Linked DNA regions of Homo sapiens: region 2 is linked to region 1. Evidence: chromatin contacts called from ENCODE Hi-C data. All regions are on one chromosome and are shown on one strand. The core of a region is the stretch at or near the end of the contact, and the rest is flanking DNA. Distances in the headings are between cores, read along the strand shown.

Region 1 (4,522 bases), core at 91-2,590:
GCATGAGATTCCAGTTGTGCACAGAATATACATGAGAAGTGCGCCTTTGTCATCCCTACTTTCAAAGGTGAAGGCCACCAGCAGTATCTTGCATGCAACTGATGCCTTTCAAATGAAACCTTACATCTGCATAGTCCATAGACAACCACAGGCAAATGTGAGGGTGAAACTCTGTGTTCTACGTTGCTCTGTGTCAGTGAAGCAAGGCAGTGCCAGTTCAGAGGGCTCTGGGGCCTCAAGACAGGGATGACTGGTTGTGGGTACTGCAGCTGCGAGCAGAGCAGTCAAACATAACTGCTGATGCTTTTCTTTCAGTCCTGCCGTCATCACTGACAAAGTAATCCCAGCTTGTCTGCCATCCCCAAATTATGTGGTCGCTGACCGGACCGAATGTTTCATCACTGGCTGGGGAGAAACCCAAGGTGAGATAAATTCCATTGCCCACATAACGAATTGGTTTTGACCTACAGTCCATGTGACAAAATGATCATTTTGGAGAAAGCTGTGCAAATTCCTATCCATGAATGTGGTCCACCCCACTCCTGATTTTGCCTGGGCACCTGTCTATGTCTTAATCAGTCTTCAAGGCACATGATCAAAGGGAGGAAAACTGTGTCTTTGAGTCTCTCTCTCTCTCTCTGTTTTCAGAACATTTTTATTTCAATTAATTAATTTTTAACTTTTATTTTAGGTTCAGGGGTACATGTGCAAGTTTCTTGTATATGTAAACAGTGGTTTGTCATGCAGATTATTTTGTCACCTAGGTACTAACCCTAGTACCCAATTCTTAGTATTTCCTGCTCCTCTCCCTCCTCCCACTCTTCTCCCTCAAGTAGGCCCCAGTGTCTGTTGCTCTCTTCTTTGTGTCCATGAGTTCTCATCACTTAGCTCCCACTTATAACTGTGAACATGTGGTATTTGGTTTTCTGTTCCTGTGTTAGTTTTCTAAGAATAACGGCCTCCAGCTCCATTCATGTTCCTGTAAAAGATATTACCTCATTCTTTCTTATGGCTAAACAGTATTCCATGGTGTATATGTACCACATATTCTTCATCCAATGTGTCATTGATGGTCATATAGGTGATTCCATGTCTTTGCTACTGTGAATAGTGCTGCAATGAACATTCATGTGCATGTGTCTTTAGGGTAGAATGATTTATATTCCTCTAGGTATATCGCCAGTAGTAGGATTGCTGGGTTGAAAGTTAGTTCTGCTTTTAGCTCTTTGAGAATCACCATACTGCTTTCTACAGTGGATGAACTAATTTACAGTCCCACCAGCTGTTAGTGTTCTCTTTTCTCTGCAACCTTGCCAGCATCTGTTATTTTTTGACTTTTTAGGAAGCCATTCTGGCTGGTGTGAGATGATTTTTCATTGTGGTTTTGATTTGCATTTCTCTAACGATCAGTGATATTGAGCTTTTTTTCATATGTTTGTTGGCCACAGGCATGTCTTCTTTAGAAAAGTGTGTTAGTGTCCCCTGTCCATTTTTTAATGGGGTTTTTTTTTTCTTGTAAATTTGTTTAAGTTCCTCATAGATGCTGGATATTAGACCTTTTTCAGGTGCATAGTTTGCAAATATTTTCTCCTGTTCTCTAGGTTTTCCCTTTACTCCCTTGAGAGTTTCTTTTTCTGTCCAGAAGCTCTTAAGTTTAATTAGATCCCATTTGTCAATTTTTGCCTTTGTTGAGATTGCTTTTGGCATCTTCATGAAATTTTTGCCCGTTCCTATGTCCAGGATGGTGTTACCTAGGTTGTCTTCCAGGATTTTTGTACTTTTGGATTTTACATTTAAGTCTTTAATCCATCTTGAGTTGATTTCTGTATATGGTGTAAGGAAAGGGGTCCAGTTTCCATCTTCTACATATGGCTAGCCAGTTACCCCAGCACCATTTATTGAATAGGGAGTTATTTTCCCATTGCTTGTTTTTGTCAGCTTTGTTAAAAATCAGATGTCTGTAGGTGTGTGGCCTTATTTCTGGGCTCTCTATTCTGTTCCACTGGTCTACGTGTCTTTTTTTTTTTTTTTTTTTACCAGTACCATGCTGTTTTTGTTACTGTAGCCCTGAAGTATAGTTTGAAGCCAGGTAATGTGATGTCTCCAGCTTTGTTCTTTTTGTTTAGGATTGCCTTGGCTATTCTGGCTCCTTTTTGGTTATATATAAATTTTTGAAGTAGTTTTTTAATAGTGCTGTGAAGAATATCATTGGCAGTTTGATAGGAATAGCAATGAATCTGTAAATTACTTTGGGCAGTATGGCCATTTTAATGATATTGATTCTTCCAATCCATGAGCATGGGATGTTTTTCCATTCATTTGTGTCATCTCTGATTTCTTTGAGCAGTGTTTTGTAATTCTTATTGTAGAGATCTTTACCTCTCTGGTTAGCTGTATTCTTACATATTTTATTCTTTTTGTGGCATTTGTGAATGGGACTGTGTTCCTGATTTGCCTCTGGGCTTGGCTGTTGTTGGTGTAAAGGGATGCTAGTGATTTTTGTACATTGATTTTATATCCTGAAACTTTGCTGGAGTTGATTATCAGCTGAAGGAGCTTTTGGGCTGAGACTATGGGGTTTTCTAGACATAGAGTCATGTCATCTGCCAACAGGGATCGTTTGATTTCCTCTCTTCCTATCTGGATGCCCTTTATTTCTTTCTCTTGCCTGATTGCTCTGACCAGGGCTTCCAATACTATGTTGAATAGGAGTGGTGAAAGAGGGCATCCTTATCTTGTGCCAGTTTTCAAGGGGAATGCTTCCAGCTTTTGCCCATTTAGTATGATGTTGGCTGTGGACTTGTCATAGCTGTCTCTTATTATTTTGAGATATATTCCTTCAGTACCTAGTTTATTGAGAGTTTTCAATATAAAGGATGGTAAATTTTATCAAAATCCTTTTCTGCATCTATTGAGATAATCATGTGGGTTTTCTCTTTAGTTATATTTATGTGATGAATCACATTTATTGATTTATGTATGTTGAACCAAGCTTACATTCTGGGGATAAAGCCTACTTGATCACGATGGATTGGCTTTTTTATGTGCTGCTGGATTTGGTTTGCAAGTATTTTGTAAAGGATTTTTGCATCAGTGTTCATCAAGGATATTGGCCTGAAGTTTTTTGTTGTTTTTGTGTCTCTGCCAGGTTTTGGTATCAGGATGATGCTGACCTCATAGAATGAATTGGAGAGGAGACCCTCCTCCTCAGTTTTTTTGAACGGTTTCAGTAGGAATGGTCATAGCTCTTCTTTGTACATCTGGTGGAATTCAGCTGTGAATCTATCTGGTCCTGGGCTTTTGTTGGTTAGTAGGCTATTTATTACTGATTCAATTTTGGAGCTCATTATTGTTCTGTTCAGGGAATCAATTTCTTCCTGGTTCAGTCTTGGGAGGGTGTATGTGTCCAGGAATTTATCCATCTCTTTTAGGTTTTCTAGTTTGTGTGCATGGAGCTGTTTGTAGTAGTTTCTGATGGTTATTTTTATTTTTGTGGCATCAGTGCTAACATCCCCTTTGTCATTTCTAATTGTGTTTATTTTGGTCTTATCTTCCTTTTCTTCATTAGCCTAGCTAGCAGCCTACCTATCTTATTACTGTTTTCAAAAAACCAACTACTGGACTTGTTGATCTTTTGAATGAATTTTCATGTCTTGACTTTCTTCAGTTCAGCTCTGATTTTGGTTATTTCTTGCCATCTGCTAGCTTTGGGGTTGATTTGCTCTTGTTTCTCTAATTTTTTCCATTGTGATGTTAGGTTCTTAATTTGAGATCTTTCTTCTTGATGCTAGCATTTGGTGCTATGAATTTCTCTCTTAACACTACCTTAGCTCTGTCCAAGAGATTCTGGTATGTTGTATCTTTATTCTCATTAGTTCAAAGAACTTCCTGATTTCTGCCATAATTTCATTATTCACCCAAAAGTCATTCAGGAGCATGTTGTTTGATTTCCATGTAATTGTACGGTTTTGAGTTATTTTCTTAGTCTTGACTGGTATTTCATTGTGCTGTGGTCTGAGAGTGTGTTTGGTATGATTTTGGTTCTTTGGCACTTGCTGAAGATTGTTTTATGTCCAATTATGTGGTTGATTTTTAGAGTATGTGCCACATGGTGATGAAAATGTACATTCAGTTGTTTTGGGAAAGAGAGTTGTGTAGAGGTCTATCAGATCCATTTGGTCCAATGCTGAGTTCAGGTCCTGAATATCTTTGTTAATTTTGTGCCTCGATGATCTGTCTAATACTGTCAGTGGAGTACTGAAGTCTCCCACTATTATTTTGTGGGCGTCTAAGTCTCTTTGTAGGTCTCTAAGAACTTTATGAAGCTGGGTGCTCTTGTGTTGGGTTCACATGTATTTAGGATAGTAGATCTTCTTTTTGAATTGAACCCTTTACCATTATGTAATGCCCTTCTTTGTCTTTTTTGGTCTTTGTTGGTTTAAAGTCTGTTTTGTCTGAAATTAGGATGGCAACCCTTGCTTTTTTGTCTGATTTCCATTTGCTTGGTAGGTTCTCCTCCATC
Region 2 (4,626 bases), core at 899-3,398, 280 kb before region 1:
CGATGGCATTTCATAAACCTGTGAAAAGAAGGCTCTTTAGGGGAGAACAGTAATTGAGCACAGGCACCCTGATGTAGAAGTGAGCCAAGGAAGCAAAACATGCAGGCGGTTGGGCCTGTTTCCTATGCGTGTTTCCTAAGAGATACCCAAGAAAACTGAACTTATGAAAGGCATGTTCCACTGAAACAATACCCAAAAGGTCCAGGTTCTGTGGGATTGGACTGATTACTCTTCATTTATGGGGATCATGACCTATAATTTTTTCCTGTGTTTGTGAATGGATGAGTAGCCTCGGCATTGAATTCAATGATTCACAAAAGTGTAAAAAAAAAATCGTGCCTGTGACAGACTGTAGGTAAGTTTGCTCTTGTCCTCCCTCACTGCAAAGTGTCACATTTCTAAAAACTTCCCTCTCTTTTCATCTGACAGTGAGACAATGGATATCCATAGAAACCCTCAGAGCATCTTCAATATTTTCCAGCAATATCGGAACTTGGTGCAAATCACTGCGCCTACAGATTTTGATGTAGCTACTTAGATCAAGAAAAAGATTCCAATTTTGGCCATTTTCAAAGTAGAGAACCTAAAATAATATAATTATTTTTATTTTTCTATATTTTTTCCTCCTTCAGAAAACATAGAGGCAGGTACTGATGCCTCAGCTGTGTGGGTTCTGTGTAAATGTAGAAGGATTTTGTGGGGCTTGTGTGGAAGGACAATATAGTTGGTTTCTGGGCCTGTTCTTACCTTGTTGTAAGACTGACTTGCCAGGGCCAGGAATGTGGGTGGGCCACACAACCCCCTACAATGCTTCTGGGACATTTCTTTGGCTCCACTTGAGGCTTCCCACAATCAAATGAAGAGGATGCTGTGGCACAAGGTGGGAAAGAAGTCGCATTTGAGTCCAAGTTGGCAATTTTGTCAATTAATTTAGGACAAATTCCAAGCACTGAGTTTTTGATATTTCAAAGGTGAAATTAAACAGTAAAATTATAAACAACTTTTAGATTTTTTTTCTAGGTTTCAAAAGTGGTAGTAAACAACACAGGATGCTCTCCTTTCAAGGAAATATAAGCGCTTTCTAATTATTTTGTTGGAGAAGTGATCAAAGAAATTGGTATAGTTCAGCATTAGAATGAGATCTTTTCTGAGAAGACCTTGATTGGCACAAATAGTTATTCGTCATTGTTATTCCGAACAATGTTTAGAACATGATGTCATCCTTCCCATCATCATCCTCATCACCATCCCCATCTAACCCACATAAAGTTTACAGAAAGGCATGAAGGTTTCTTTTGCATGTGAGTCTGTGTGTGCACGTGTGTGTGTGTGTGTATGTGTGTGTGTGATTGTATGTAGCAAGGATTACTGTCCTAAGTTGAAATGTTGCCTTCTCTCAGCCAGCTTCAGGACAGCTCCTCTGGGGAGCCTCCCATGACTAACTGACTGTCATTGGGGTGACTTACACACATGTGCCTTTATTTTTCTTTTACCTCCTCTCTGCCTTCTCTCTGCAGCCAGCCTGCAAGATCTCTGGAGGTAGGAACAGTGTCCCATCTTTGGTACCACCCATCAATGCCTACAACAGTGCATAGGCTACAGAGGGTGTTCAAAAATGCTTCTCTGTCTCCAGTCCTTCAAGGTCTTCAAAATTATAAACATTAATATAGTTAATAATATTCACATAATTATTAATAACAACTGCAAGAGGAATTTCCTCCCCAACCAACCAGAGATTCTACACTCCAGTGAATTTGGAACCTGAGTTTTCCAAATAACTGTCCATTTGCCATGGGCTGTTCTGAGAATCTATCTATATAAGTCTTTTTTTTTTTTAAAGAAACATTGCATGGAATGAAATCATCTTCCCTAGTGCTGAACTCAATTTCTGCTAATATGCCTTACACACAGTATACATGCATCATTGTACTAAAAGAGTAACTACAGAAATTATGGTACCTGCTCCTACTATTTAAAATAAAACTGAATGTTTCTATTTATTTTTACTTATTATTTATACTGAATGTCTTAGTGGAAATGAACTAGCTATTAAAATCATTCTCCACCAGAGTCTCTAGATTTCTCAAGCATGAGTCAAACCTGAATAAACCACATCCTTCTGCAGGAAACCAAACCCACCAACCACATCCTTCTGTAGGAAACAGTTCTGAGGATTTCCAAGTGTCTTATGGGAACCCTTCTCACAAGGCTTGGGGTTAACCTCACTTGTCTTACATCAAGGTTAGGTGGGGGACCTCACAGTCCATTGGGAAAAATCTTGCTCCCATTCTTCCTTCTTTCTCCAATCTTTAAGAACTCGATTCTCATACAACCTTTATGTGGGTGAGGACAGCAGAAATGCACCTGGGAAGCTACTGCACTTTCCTACCATAGGAGTCAAAGGTGCATGAGTCCCAGGCACAGTAGTGGGGTCTGAGGCAAGAAAGTCAGTGTGGGCTCAACTTCAAGGCAGCCTGTCAAGGATAGAGAGCCCAGGCAGTGAGAGGCAGTGGCATGTACCAGACGGGGCCAGAAGTGGAGAACTGGAACTGACCCCATCGAGGGACTTTCAGGTAGAGGAGCCACCAAGATGCTTCTGCAGAACAAACAAAAACACCCACTCAAGGAAAAGGTCAGCTATCAACTCACACTAAATCCAGAGACCACAATGCCACAATACAATAATATTGGCCAAGTAGAATCTTTACTATCACCCTAACCTCTCATTCTTCCCTCTTGCTCTCCCCAGGAGTGTCCCAAATGCGAAGCTGGGCAGTGTGGCTCCCATAATCTTCATCACTGCCCTGTACCGCCTCCCCAGGAAATCTTGGAATGGTGGTCTTCAGTGGACTTGGAGGCCAAGCTGCTTCCCCCAGCTCAAGGTTCTTCCACATGGCAGACCCAACCACAAGCAACCAAATTATACAAATGAAAAGTCCAGGACAGCTTTCTGTAACTAGGACAGACAAGTTGATTGGTCAGCAGAAAGTAAAATAGGGGACAAGTCCAAGTGGCTTTTTGTTTTTTCAGAAATACCCATGGATTTGTTATCCCAGTTGTTTAAGATCTAATGTCAACTCCACTTACCCTGATCCAAGCCTCATACTCCCAACAAGAGTCTTGGAGCAATGAAGAGGGAACCCAACAAACAGTCTCTAAGCAATGATGCTAATGTGAATCGTGAGGAATAATCTTAGGAGAAAGGCCATTTGGGGCTAAAGAGCTGCACTACCCTTCACTGAATTCCTAGGATGGCCATCTGTAGGTTTACAATGTGCACCACATGCTTAGCTGTGCCCTGCTGTTCGTATATTTTTCATACTTCTCAGCTGCAGAAGAGAAAGGTTTTTTATCCGAATGACTGTAAATTTCTTTTTCATGCATCCCATGCTAGACACTGAAGTGCTCAGTGGGACCACCCTGGGGCTGATTAGATCACCTCTAAGTGTGCTCTTTGGGAATTTTACATTTATTTTATTTATGTGTGTGTGGTGGGAGGGGCGGGTGTTTCCCTAACAAATGGGGCCAATTGTAGGGCAGGTTCAAGATGCCCATGACGAAGGGCAGGCTCTGGTGGAGAGGGCAGCCATCTCCTCCCCAGAAGCACTCAGCTCAAAAGCCATTTTCTGGTTTTTTTTTTTTTTTTTTTTTTTGCAAATCCATATGAAGGAAGCAGTTTCCTTACCAAAACAGAAGGCAACTTACCACAGAGAGGGATATCACAGTAGTCAAAAAGTTTTCTTGGATTCACTCTGTAGCACCAGGGACCATTGATGTCACCATCAGGGTTACGGCAGTACTGAAAACAAGCAGGCATGTAAGCTCCAGCTCACGTGGGGCAAGAGAGGGAGAAGGTGTTCCAAGGCACACATGTTTCACATCTATTCTTAGAGACATAAAGGAGTGTTTCTTCTTCCTTTCTTTCTATTATTATTAAGATATTTTTCGCAAACTTATTTTTTGTATGCTCTAAAGCCATCAGTCATGTGTTCCAGTTCAAAAGAAGCTATGAGGCCACACCCTGACCAAAGGGGTGGTGACCCTGAAGGGTCTTTGGAGAATGGGCCTCTTCTCCAGAAACCCGACCCAGTGGAGGTCTTAGAGCCAGAGCCCCAGAGAACAGTGGAACATCATTGATGAGCTTTGTCCCTTGGGGGCTCAGGGCTCTTCTACCTGATAAAGCCTGTTAGCTGTTGAGTCAGAAACACTTACTTCCATGCATCATGCACCCTCCACGGGCGAGACACACAAAGGCAGTGTCATCCTTCCCTTCCTGTGATACTGAGATAGAATAAGAAATGTATATTGGGTCTCTGCCCCCCAGTTCCTAACAGAGCTCCTAAATCCCTTGGAGTTTCCTGGGTGAAGGGAGCTGCAATGAAGCAACTCTTGGTGGGTTCCTGGATAGCCTCCGGGGCTGGTTGCCAAGGGAACCAACCATGTGATTTGAGTGTTGGAACCAGTCAGCCCCACCCTCCAACCTCCAGGGAGGGAAGAGGGGCTGAAGTTGAGCTGATCACCGATGGCCAATGATGTAATTAACTGTGCCTCTGTAATGAAGCCTCCACAAAAACCCAACAAGACTGCACTTGGAGAGCTTCTGGGTTGCTGAACCCTTGGGGTACC

The links. A loop is a pair of places that touch in the nucleus more often than their neighbours do. Pooled maps may share reads with other maps.
Region 2: a loop to region 1 is called in a map with no recorded cell type, with 8 times the contacts of the local background. The contact joins two enhancer-like sites. A Hi-C loop is called at or near these places in 2 of 37 single-sample maps with no recorded cell type and 8 of 50 pooled maps.

The regions. Positions count from the first base shown.
Region 1 is chr6:160,740,996-160,745,517 of GRCh38, forward strand. It overlaps PLG (plasminogen), which reads left to right. Exons shown (of 19, transcript NM_000301.5): 17 at 316-422. Among named protein-coding and RNA genes, the nearest start is that of PLG, 41 kb to the left of the region's middle. RefSeq lists an enhancer at 1,363-1,432. Within about 2 kb of position 1,341, at least 2 of the 41 ENCODE cell types and tissues checked have a DNase peak (open chromatin) inside an H3K27ac peak, as active enhancers do.
Region 2 is chr6:160,460,508-160,465,133 of GRCh38, forward strand. No RefSeq gene overlaps it. Among named protein-coding and RNA genes, the nearest start is that of SLC22A3, 110 kb to the left of the region's middle. RefSeq lists an enhancer at 2,431-2,480. Within about 2 kb of position 2,149, at least 3 of the 41 ENCODE cell types and tissues checked have a DNase peak (open chromatin) inside an H3K27ac peak, as active enhancers do.